Linked DNA regions of Mus musculus: region 2 is linked to region 1. Evidence: chromatin contacts called from ENCODE POLR2A ChIA-PET data. All regions are on one chromosome and are shown on one strand. The core of a region is the stretch at or near the end of the contact, and the rest is flanking DNA. Distances in the headings are between cores, read along the strand shown.

Region 1 (4,680 bases), core at 241-2,740:
CTCTCTCTCTCTCTCTCCCCCCCCCTCTCTCTCTCTCTCTCACACACACACACACACACACACACACACACACACGAGAGCGCGCGTGTCTCTGTGTGAGTATGTGCCCAAAGTGTTGGATCCCTCTGGAGCTGGAGTTACAGTAGATAGTGCTATGTACATCCTGGGAACTGAACTCAGGTCTTCTGGAAGAGCAGCAAGCACACTTAACTGCTAAGCTTCCTTTCCAGTCTCACCTGTCCGCATTTCGAAGGAAAATGGGAAATCATCATCATCATCATCATCATCTTCTTCTTCTTCTTCTTCTTCTTCTTCTTCTTCTTCTTCTTCTTCTTCTTCTTCTTCTTCTTCTTCTTCTTCTTCTTCTTCCTCTTCTTCCTCTTCTTCCTCTTCTTCTTCTTCTTCTTCTTCTTCTTCTTCTTCTTCTTCTTCTTCTTCTTCTTCTTCTTCTTCTTCTTCTTCTTCTTCTTTTTGTTAACGATGTGGACTAATGGTGTGAGATTAGGCCCTCAGACTTGATCCTCATACACCTCCACCAATCGTTCATTAAGATTTGTCCAAGGCTTAATAGGAAGGGCTGAACTGAGAGTCATATAGCCCTATGGAGTAAGGTATACCAAGTATTGAGGGAGGCTGGAGAGATGGTTTAGTGGCTAAGAGCATTATCTTAAAATAGACAAATTCTTTCTTTTTAAAAAGAAGTATTAAGTACCCCCATGCCCCTTACTCTCCGCACCGAATTGGCTGGGGTAGGTGTATGTTTTTCTCTGCTATGCATGGATCCAGCTTTCCTCGGTAGAACTCTTTCCACGTCTGGAAAATGAGGATACTCTAATTAGGTATCCAAGATTTCTGCTACCATTTTCTCTATTTCTGGATGGTAGGAATGGAGTAGAAAATGCAAAAATCAGAGTTAGGATGAGACAGGCACATATACCCAAGTGGGGCACAGAAGACAGGAGGGCGTAGGCAAGATTGCACGGGCCGGATTTAGGAACGCGTTTCAACCCCAGACCTGCCTGGAAAGAGAGCGATCCCTAAAGTAGTAAAGCCCAGGTGACTTTGGTAGGATGAAGTTGGGGGAGTAGGGTCGCCCGCTCAAGCTCTCAAAACGGACCCCGCCCCCTTTCCAGCAAATCATAGCCTTCCTGCCCAGGATGCCCAGCAGCCACTGCTAAACAGCGCACTGCAACCGAACCCTATCTGACCCCACCTCTTCAACCGCCCAGCACAATTTTTCATTGTTTATTGGCTTCTGTAACTGTCAGTCAGAGAATCCTCGTATCCGTTGGCTGTCCCCTACCTACTCTTCTTTCCCTTGTAATCTGGTCTCTTTGGGCATTGCACGCCTCCCAGAGCTAATTTCTTTCTTCGATTGGATAGTCGGAATGCCACTTTTCAGAGTGCCACGCTCTGATTGGCTGAGCGCGGCAGGACTCTCGCAGTTACCAGGCAGCGGGCTAGACTGAGGCTAGTTACCACGTCAGTGAGCTGACAGGGAAGGTAGCCGGCACCACCGAGCGTCCCGGCCCACTTACTCCAGCCTGCAGTGAGGTCTCACCCTGAAGTTAGGGTTGCCTTCCAGAAGACAGGATCCTTCCCTTCTCTCACTCGCCGCCGGCGCCGGGAGAGCGGCCGGGAGACGCCTCCGGGGCCAGGCTGGACATGAGCTGCGGCTGCCGCCGGTTCTGGGACTAGGCCCCGCCATTTTGGATCCGCTGACAGGTCAGCGAAGTCTCTTCTTAGAGTTCCAGCGTCGTGAGGGCCTCCTGACGTTGCCATCAAGAATAAGGAGGAAGGGTCCTTCGGTTGGGCGAAGCGGCCTGGGCGATGGGCTTAGTGGGAAGAAGTAAACCCAGAGGACTGATGTGAGAGGGAGTTGGGAGGTGTGCAGGGGCCAAAGGTCAGACCCTTGTCCCCGAGGGGTGTTTCAGCTCCACCTGTGACTCGGTGGATGCTAGAATCTGTTTTTGTTTTTGTTTGTTTGTTTGTTTGTTTTCCCTAGGCATAATCTGGCCTGCAGCTCTTCTTTTTCAGACCCTTCTGCACCCTAAAGTCCTCAACATCTGAAAGCAAAATTAAGGATGGTTTCAGGGTTTAGAGAGTGAATCTTTTCAGATTCTGTACATCTGTCACTTCGGGGTGACTGCGTCCTAGCACAACTGAAGCGCCCCATTAATCCTGAAAGATGAGCCAGCTCAGTTTGGATTAGGTAGTCAGAAGGCATAGAAGACTGGAGGCAGCCGCCTGAGAACCTGGCCTGTAAGATCTTGCTTTTACAGGATAGCTCAGCTGTCACCAGGGGTCTGCATGTAAACACCTTTCTTTCTTTTTGAGTCAGGTTCTTTCTGTGTAGCTCTGGTTTTTCTGGAATTCACTATGTAGACCAGGCTGGCCTTGGATTTACAAAGATCCACCTCCTTCTGCCTTAAACTCTTTAGGTGTGTGTTATGGGTAGGCATTTACCCACTGTAACTCCCTTCTTTTTAAGGATATGAGGTTTGATCCCAAGGCAGCCACTCTTTTGTGACACATTTGATTGAGAGTTAAGAGGGGTTTGAATACTGATAAGGCTTGGTCCTGGTGGTCTATTTATTTTTAGTAGGTGAAAAATCATGAAAAGGGCTGGAGGGAGACGTAGCTGGTTGAGTGTTTGCCTTGCATGTATGGAGTCCTTGAGTTCAGTCCCTAGCACTTCATAAACTGGGCATGTTGGTCCACATCTGTAATTATTCCCTACTTGGGAGATGGAAACACGAGGGTTAGCCCTGACATTCAAGGTTATCCTCAGCTACTTCTTGAGTTAGAGGCCAGCCTGGGCCAAGTGAGACACTGTCTTTAGCAAAGAGACAAGTTAGGAGAGTTGTTCTGCTCCTTGTGGTAGGGTCAGGGAAACAGAGTGAATGGTAGGGCACAACCCGAAAGAGTGTAGTTTATGGCCCAGTAGTGACCTTTGACATTGCTGTGTCATAAACTGGTGAAGTCCTTCGAAGGTAAAGAGTACGTTAGAGATGAGAGACAATGTAGTGTTTCCTGAGTGCAGAAGCTCATATCAAGAACCCTAGGTACAAGTAAGCCTTATGGAGTATATAAACGGGAAAACCTGCTCTGGGATCGCTCAGTTTACACAGAGTCTTGCAGTAGTGGGGATGGGACCCTAGGGTCCCATATGGTATAGTCAGGCAGTCTACCACCGAGCTATACCCAGAGCTAGTGCGCTCTCTCTCTCTCTCTCTCTCAGTTGTCCTGACTGGTCTAGAATTTGCTCTGTAGCCCTTGAACTTGTGATCCTTCCTGAGCTGCTGGGTTTACAGGCCTACAGTCCTAGATCTTCCTGTATATTTCTGAAAAGTAGTGACATATGCTAGGTGTAGTGACAGACATTTGTAATCTCAGTACTTTCAGGAAGTCCTTCCTATGAGGAAGGACATTTTGAGTTTAAGACCAGTCTTCCTACATAACGAGGGCAAAAAAAAAAAAAAAAAAAAAAAAAAAAAAGCCAAGTTAAAAGTAAGAGTGTGCCTAATTCCTTTTAGCAGTGATGGGGCCCAGCATGTGCCGTCCATCCCTGGGGTTAGTGTAGTGTGTGGTTAGCCTTTGTGTCCTGGTCTGGCCCGGGGAGTCAGCTGTACATTTGCATGGTGAGTAGTGACAAGGTGGGGCACTCTTATCAGGTATTGGAAGACAGATCATCTAAGATGTTACTACTTGAACCAAGTTTCTCTTACTTAATTCTCTCTGCCCTCTTAAGAATGGCTGTGTTAGACTATGTAACCTGTGTGTGTGTATGTGTATAAGAGAAGTAATAGTGTTTATGGTTTATTTGTATAGATGTAAAACAAATGGGTGGGAATGGTACAGAACACTGTTTTGTTTTGTTTTTTGTTTTTATTGTTGTTTGGGGGGGGTATCTTTTCAACACAGGGTCTCTCTGTGTAGCCCTGGCTGGCCTGGAACTTGATTTGTAGACTAGGCTGGCCTTGAACTCACAGAGATCTGCCTGCTTCTGCCTCCCCAGTGCTGGAATTAAAGGCATGCACCACCACTGCCCTGCTAATAGTGGGTTTTGTAGGATGCAGAATCTAGACAGTAGTTAATTTGACAGGTTTCAGAATGGTAGCCCAGCAAACACCCAGGTTAGGTGCCTATAACTCTGCCAAGTTGAAAGCGCTCTGCATAATTGGCAGTCTCTTGATAGGTAGTCTGACAGCATCTTTTCAGTTTTTGGCCTAAAGGTGACTACAGAGACTTCAGAGAAAAATCTTTTTTTTTTTTTTTTGTACTTAAGTCATTTTCTGAGCTGGTGGTATATCTCAGTGATAAAGGATTTACCTAGATGTGAGAGGAGGCCCTGGATTTGATCGTCAGTGATGTGGGGCAGAAATGTAAATTTCTACATAGGAATAATTCCACTAACATAAATTTCTTTAAGGTTGTACTTAAACTTCTTTTACTAGTGTCTGTATGTTCTAGTCTTAATGGTGATGTTCATTGGCACAGTAGGAATTAAAGTTGTGGACACATTTTAGTAGCTGGTTGAGTTTCAGCTCAACACAGTCTTTCCCTCCCCTGTGTTCTAGAAGTCAGGATGACTGCTGCTTTAAAATAATCACACTCAGTGATAGGTTGTTTATTCTAGCTGCAGTGGGCAGCTAGAGAGGAAGAAAACATAGTTCTTGC
Region 2 (4,427 bases), core at 265-2,764, 180 kb after region 1:
AAGACCCAACTATGGAAGGGACATTAAGCGAATGCAGTCATAAACACTTTGGGGTTCTGAACCTCAGACCCAGGAGTCCTGTCCTGAACCCCAACCCGGAGTGCAGAGGAAGGATAAATCAGACTCCAGGAGGAACTTCCTTACTGCCTAGGTTAATCGTCCCGCCTTTTCAGGGACGAGAGTTTAGAAGGGATGACCCCGAGACTGGGACAAGAAGCACAGGCAAACCTTGTGCCCTTGGCCAGGGTGGAAAAGGGTCTGGCTCTTTTAGGAAAACGCCACACGAGTTACTATGGTAACTATTCTCCTTTGGAAGGCCAAGACCGGCAAGTTATGACCTGGGAAGAAAGAGAGGGTCGATTCGGGTGGCCAGAGGGTGCGAGGACGTTCGAAGCGGGGGTGCGCGGGGCTCACCGCGGGGAGGGGTGGCGCGAGTTCCGCGAGGTGCTGAAGGGGACAGCGCCAGATTTGTCGTAATGCGCAAGCGCAGAGGCGCGAACAAAGGGGGGGGTGTGGAGGCGCGCGCCCGGAGGTGGTGCGCGCCCACATCAATCTTGCAGAGATCCTTCCAGGCTACCCCTTCCCCAAGTAGACTGAGACGAGGAAGCAATCCCCTCATCCACCTTCACCCTCTTGTGTCTTTCCGGTGCTAGTTGGCTTTTCTCTTTATGCTACAATTCAGTAATGAGGTAGTGTAGAAGGAATTCTGGGAAAACCAGGATTTCTGGGTTCTTTATCCTTGCTTCGTTTGATCCTGGTTAGGGAGCTTTCTCCCTAGAGCCTCGATTTGCCTGTCTTTAAAATGGACGGTCCTTCCTACCTTTGCTGATGTACCCAAACCCCTGATAAGGATGGGAAGCAGTTTTCGTTACGAAGCGGCTGAAATGTTTGCATAAGGGCACGCAATCATGTAGATAGGATGCAGCGGTCTTACAGTCTTTCGCATGCCCCACACCCACCTCAGATGTTGGAGGAAAATATTACGCCAGGGGTTCTCCAGAGAGGGACTTGGGCTTAGTATCTGGGGGTGCAGTGAAAGGGGAGCCTAGTGGTTGAGCTTTGGGAAGACAATGTCCCTACAATTAATCCAGGACCAGTCAAAGCAGTACGGCTAGTGGCCTGCACTGAGCAGGCAATTCCTCTCGGACTCTGGACCGCTGGAAAGCAGACCTGGCTGGTCCTATATAGTCCTTTGTCCTTAGGCAAAGAGCCGGACTACGCTGCCCTGAAGTGGAAAGAGATGGATGTCATGATTGTGCATTTCACAAGAAATGGCAGGTTTAAACAAGTGTGCTTGAGAGTAAAAGCCCTAGCGTCGCCCATTTAATCTAGTCTTTTGGCAGTTGCTTATTGAGCACCTAGTACATACCAGCTAGTTATAGTCTGGGCAGCCTCTCCCCCTTTTCTTTTTCCAAAGTCGCTTAAAGGCGACCAGAGGACAGAAGGAGGCACTGGGTAACCTAGGAGTCCTGGCTCCGCCCCTTCTGCCTTTGGCCTTGTCTGCTCCTCCCATCACCACTCAGAGGCGGCTACTGGCCCGCAACGGAGACCGAAAGCAGTGTTCGCTCGCCGCTACTCCAGCCTCGGGCTTCAAGCCCTGTAGCTGAGAAGACATCTAATGGTACATCACTGGTCCGTTCTGCCTCAGTTTCGGGATCCATCCGAAAAGCTTCCTGACAAGGATTCTCAGTGAGACCGCACTCGATTAAATCGGTCTGTCTCTTCCGACCAAGGAGGCGGGCTCGCCGCAGCCGCTTCAAGGCCAAAGCGAGTGGAGCTTACTGCGCACGCGCAGTAGACAGCGATGGAGCCACCAATGGAGCAGTCCGGAGGGGAGCAAGAACCAGGAGCTGTCAGGTACCGAGCACTGGAGGGGCCTAGGGAGGGAGGGCAGCCGAGTCTGGGCCGGACGCGGATCCCTCTTGCCAGCCGGGACTCTCGGGTATAACAGAAGGACTCGCACGTAACAGCGGCCCGGGGACGTCAACGCCGTTTTCCCCCTCAGGCTCCTGGACCTGCCCTGGGAAGACGTGCTGCTCCCGCACGTCCTGAACTGGGTCCCGCTGCGCCAGCTGCTCCGGCTGCAGCGCGTCAGTCGCGCCTTCCGGGCGCTCGTTCAGCTGCACTTGGCGAGGCTGCGCCGCTTCGACGCCGCTCAGGTGAGCCGGGGCCCGGAGCCACGCCCACGCCACGCCCCCGCGTGGGTACCACCGTCGCCCCGCCTCCAGGCCAGCCCCTGCTGCGCGGTAAACCCTTCCCGACCCCGGGTGAGACGTGGAGAATTCCAGAGGGCAGCGGCTCGGAGGGAGCTCGGTGTCCCTTCTGGGAGGGCAGGGGGCAAAGTCCCGAAGTTAGGCGGCTGCCAGGCAGTGGCCCGCCCCGGGGACAGACTTGAGTCTCCGTGTCTCCCGCCCGTAGGTGGGTCCACAGATTCCACGGGCGGCACTAGCCCGGCTACTGCGGGATGCTGAGGGGCTGCAGGAGCTGGCGCTGGCTCCGTGTCACGAATGGCTGTCGGACGAGGACCTGGTGCCGGTGCTGGCACGGAATCCACAGCTCCGGAGCGTAGCGCTGGCCGGCTGCGGCCAACTGAGTCGCCGAGCCCTGGGGGCGCTGGCTGAGGGCTGCCCGCGTCTGCAGCGCCTTTCCCTCGCTCACTGTGACTGGGTGGACGGGCTGGCACTGCGTGGCCTCGCTGACCGCTGCCCGGCTCTGGAGGAGCTAGACCTCACCGCCTGTCGTCAACTCAAGGACGAGGCCATCGTGTACCTGGCGCAGAGACGCGGCGCGGGCCTCCGCAGCCTCTCATTAGCAGTCAACGCCAATGTTGGGGACACTGCGGTTCAAGAGTTGGCTCGAAACTGCCCGCAGCTCGAGCACCTAGACCTCACCGGCTGCCTTCGGGTCGGAAGCGACGGTGTCAGGTGCCTGGGCATGGGGGCGGTACTGTAGGAAGTGGGCAGTCACTTTGGGGATAGGGAGGTGGGTTGTACTTGTCAAAGACCCATTAGAAAGACCTCTGGCATTTTTTAGGCTAGAAAGTGTACAATTAAAAACAAAACAAAACCAAAAACCAAAACCAAAACAACCCCCCCAAAAAAAAAACAAAAACAAAAAATAAACAGACTTGGGAGCCAAGATTGACACACTGAGAAATGTCACATAAAGTTGATTTCTGGCATTTCTGCAACAAGGTGGGTAATCTAGAAACACTGGAAGGAACTATGGATTGGTACTCTCTAAGAACCAGAAACCCCAAATGAGCCTGGAGTCTGTAATTCCTTCCTGGCCCCTTCCTTTAGGTACAGTAAAAAAGAGCAGACCCTGAGCTGGAGGGAAAGCTAGAACTTGCTGGAGCCAGCTGCGGGTTTAGAGGGCTGGCCCTCCAGACCGTGAGATTCAGCACCTAGCATCACCATACTCCTCCCTCAGGACACTGGCCGAGTACTGCCCGGCGCTGCGCTCTCTGCGGGTGCGGCACTGCCACCATGTGGCTGAACCGAGCCTGAGCCGCTTGCGGAAGCGTGGTGTGGACATCGACGTGGAACCACCCCTGCACCAGGCTCTGGTGCTACTCCAGGACATGGCAGGCTTCGCACCCTTTGTCAACCTACAGGTCTGACTAACTTTCCTTGGGGTGGGAGCACAGCTGGACTGTGTAGCCCGGGCTTGACCCTGAGCCATAGGGAAACTGAACTGTGGGGGCCTGTGGTTGACAGGCCTGTGAAATCCCCTGTCCCACCCTGGAATTTCAAATAAAGAGCTTTTTACCCCTTCTTGCGTGGTGCATAGGGGACGGGAAGCTGGGAACTAGTCAGAGAGACAGGTTTTTTCCCTGCCCTGGGGGCAGAAATGAGCAGAATGAGCATATACCTTCCTTGGACCACTTTTACTGTGCTCTTGAAGGAAGCCCCAAGAATAGAACACTAGAGCAAGGGCCTCCAGAAGGGACAGGGTGGATGGGAGGGTGTCTGCATCCCTCTGGGATCAGCAGTGCTCGGCAGGATCCAGCACTGTCTCAGTGGAAGCGGTACTTTCTGGCCGGCTTGAGGTTGATGTATGTGGCCTTCATCTCCTCGGCCTCAGGGTTCCGGACATCTTTGAATCGCTCTCCCTTGGTGCTCACTACTTGGTTGTCGATGTATCGGATCAGCTTCTTGGGGGCCTGTCAGGCAATCAAGCAATGAATGACGAAAACCAGGGCTTGGCACAGCTCATTCCACACCCCCCAGCTGCAGACCCCCTCTTACCTCCTTGGGAGCCATAGGTCGGTGAGTCTTCTGGTCCTCCGCCCTGTCCACCATCATGTACCTGCCAAACGGACTGGGTGAAGCTCCGGCCACCTGGAAGACCCTCCAAGGCCCTGCCCAGCCCAGACTTACTTCTGAAGGATGAAAGACTTCAAGTCATCCTTTTGGGGGCCTCTG

What was found. ChIA-PET counts read pairs that join two places held with the same protein, here RNA polymerase II (POLR2A).
Region 2: POLR2A ChIA-PET joins it to region 1 with 21 read pairs in Patski. The contact joins the promoter of Fbxl15 here to the promoter of Gbf1 in region 1. POLR2A ChIA-PET finds 5 or more read pairs at or near these places in 2 of 5 experiments (Patski and embryonic stem cell).

Annotation. Positions count from the first base shown.
Region 1 is chr19:46,151,068-46,155,747 of GRCm38, forward strand. It overlaps Gbf1 (golgi-specific brefeldin A-resistance factor 1), which reads left to right and starts at 1,491. Exons shown (of 40, transcript NM_178930.3): 1 at 1,491-1,725.
Region 2 is chr19:46,326,670-46,331,096 of GRCm38, forward strand. Fbxl15 (F-box and leucine-rich repeat protein 15) reads left to right here and starts at 1,515. Exons shown (of 4, transcript NM_133694.2): 1 at 1,515-1,857; 2 at 2,006-2,159; 3 at 2,419-2,924; 4 at 3,433-3,777. The coding sequence starts at 1,805. The coding sequence ends at 3,622. It overlaps Psd (pleckstrin and Sec7 domain containing), which reads right to left and starts at 487. Exons shown (of 18, transcript NM_028627.2): 1 at 415-487. Cuedc2 (CUE domain containing 2) reads right to left here. Exons shown (of 9, transcript NM_001164291.1): 7 at 4,383-4,427; 8 at 4,251-4,311; 9 at 3,143-4,165. The coding sequence ends at 4,019.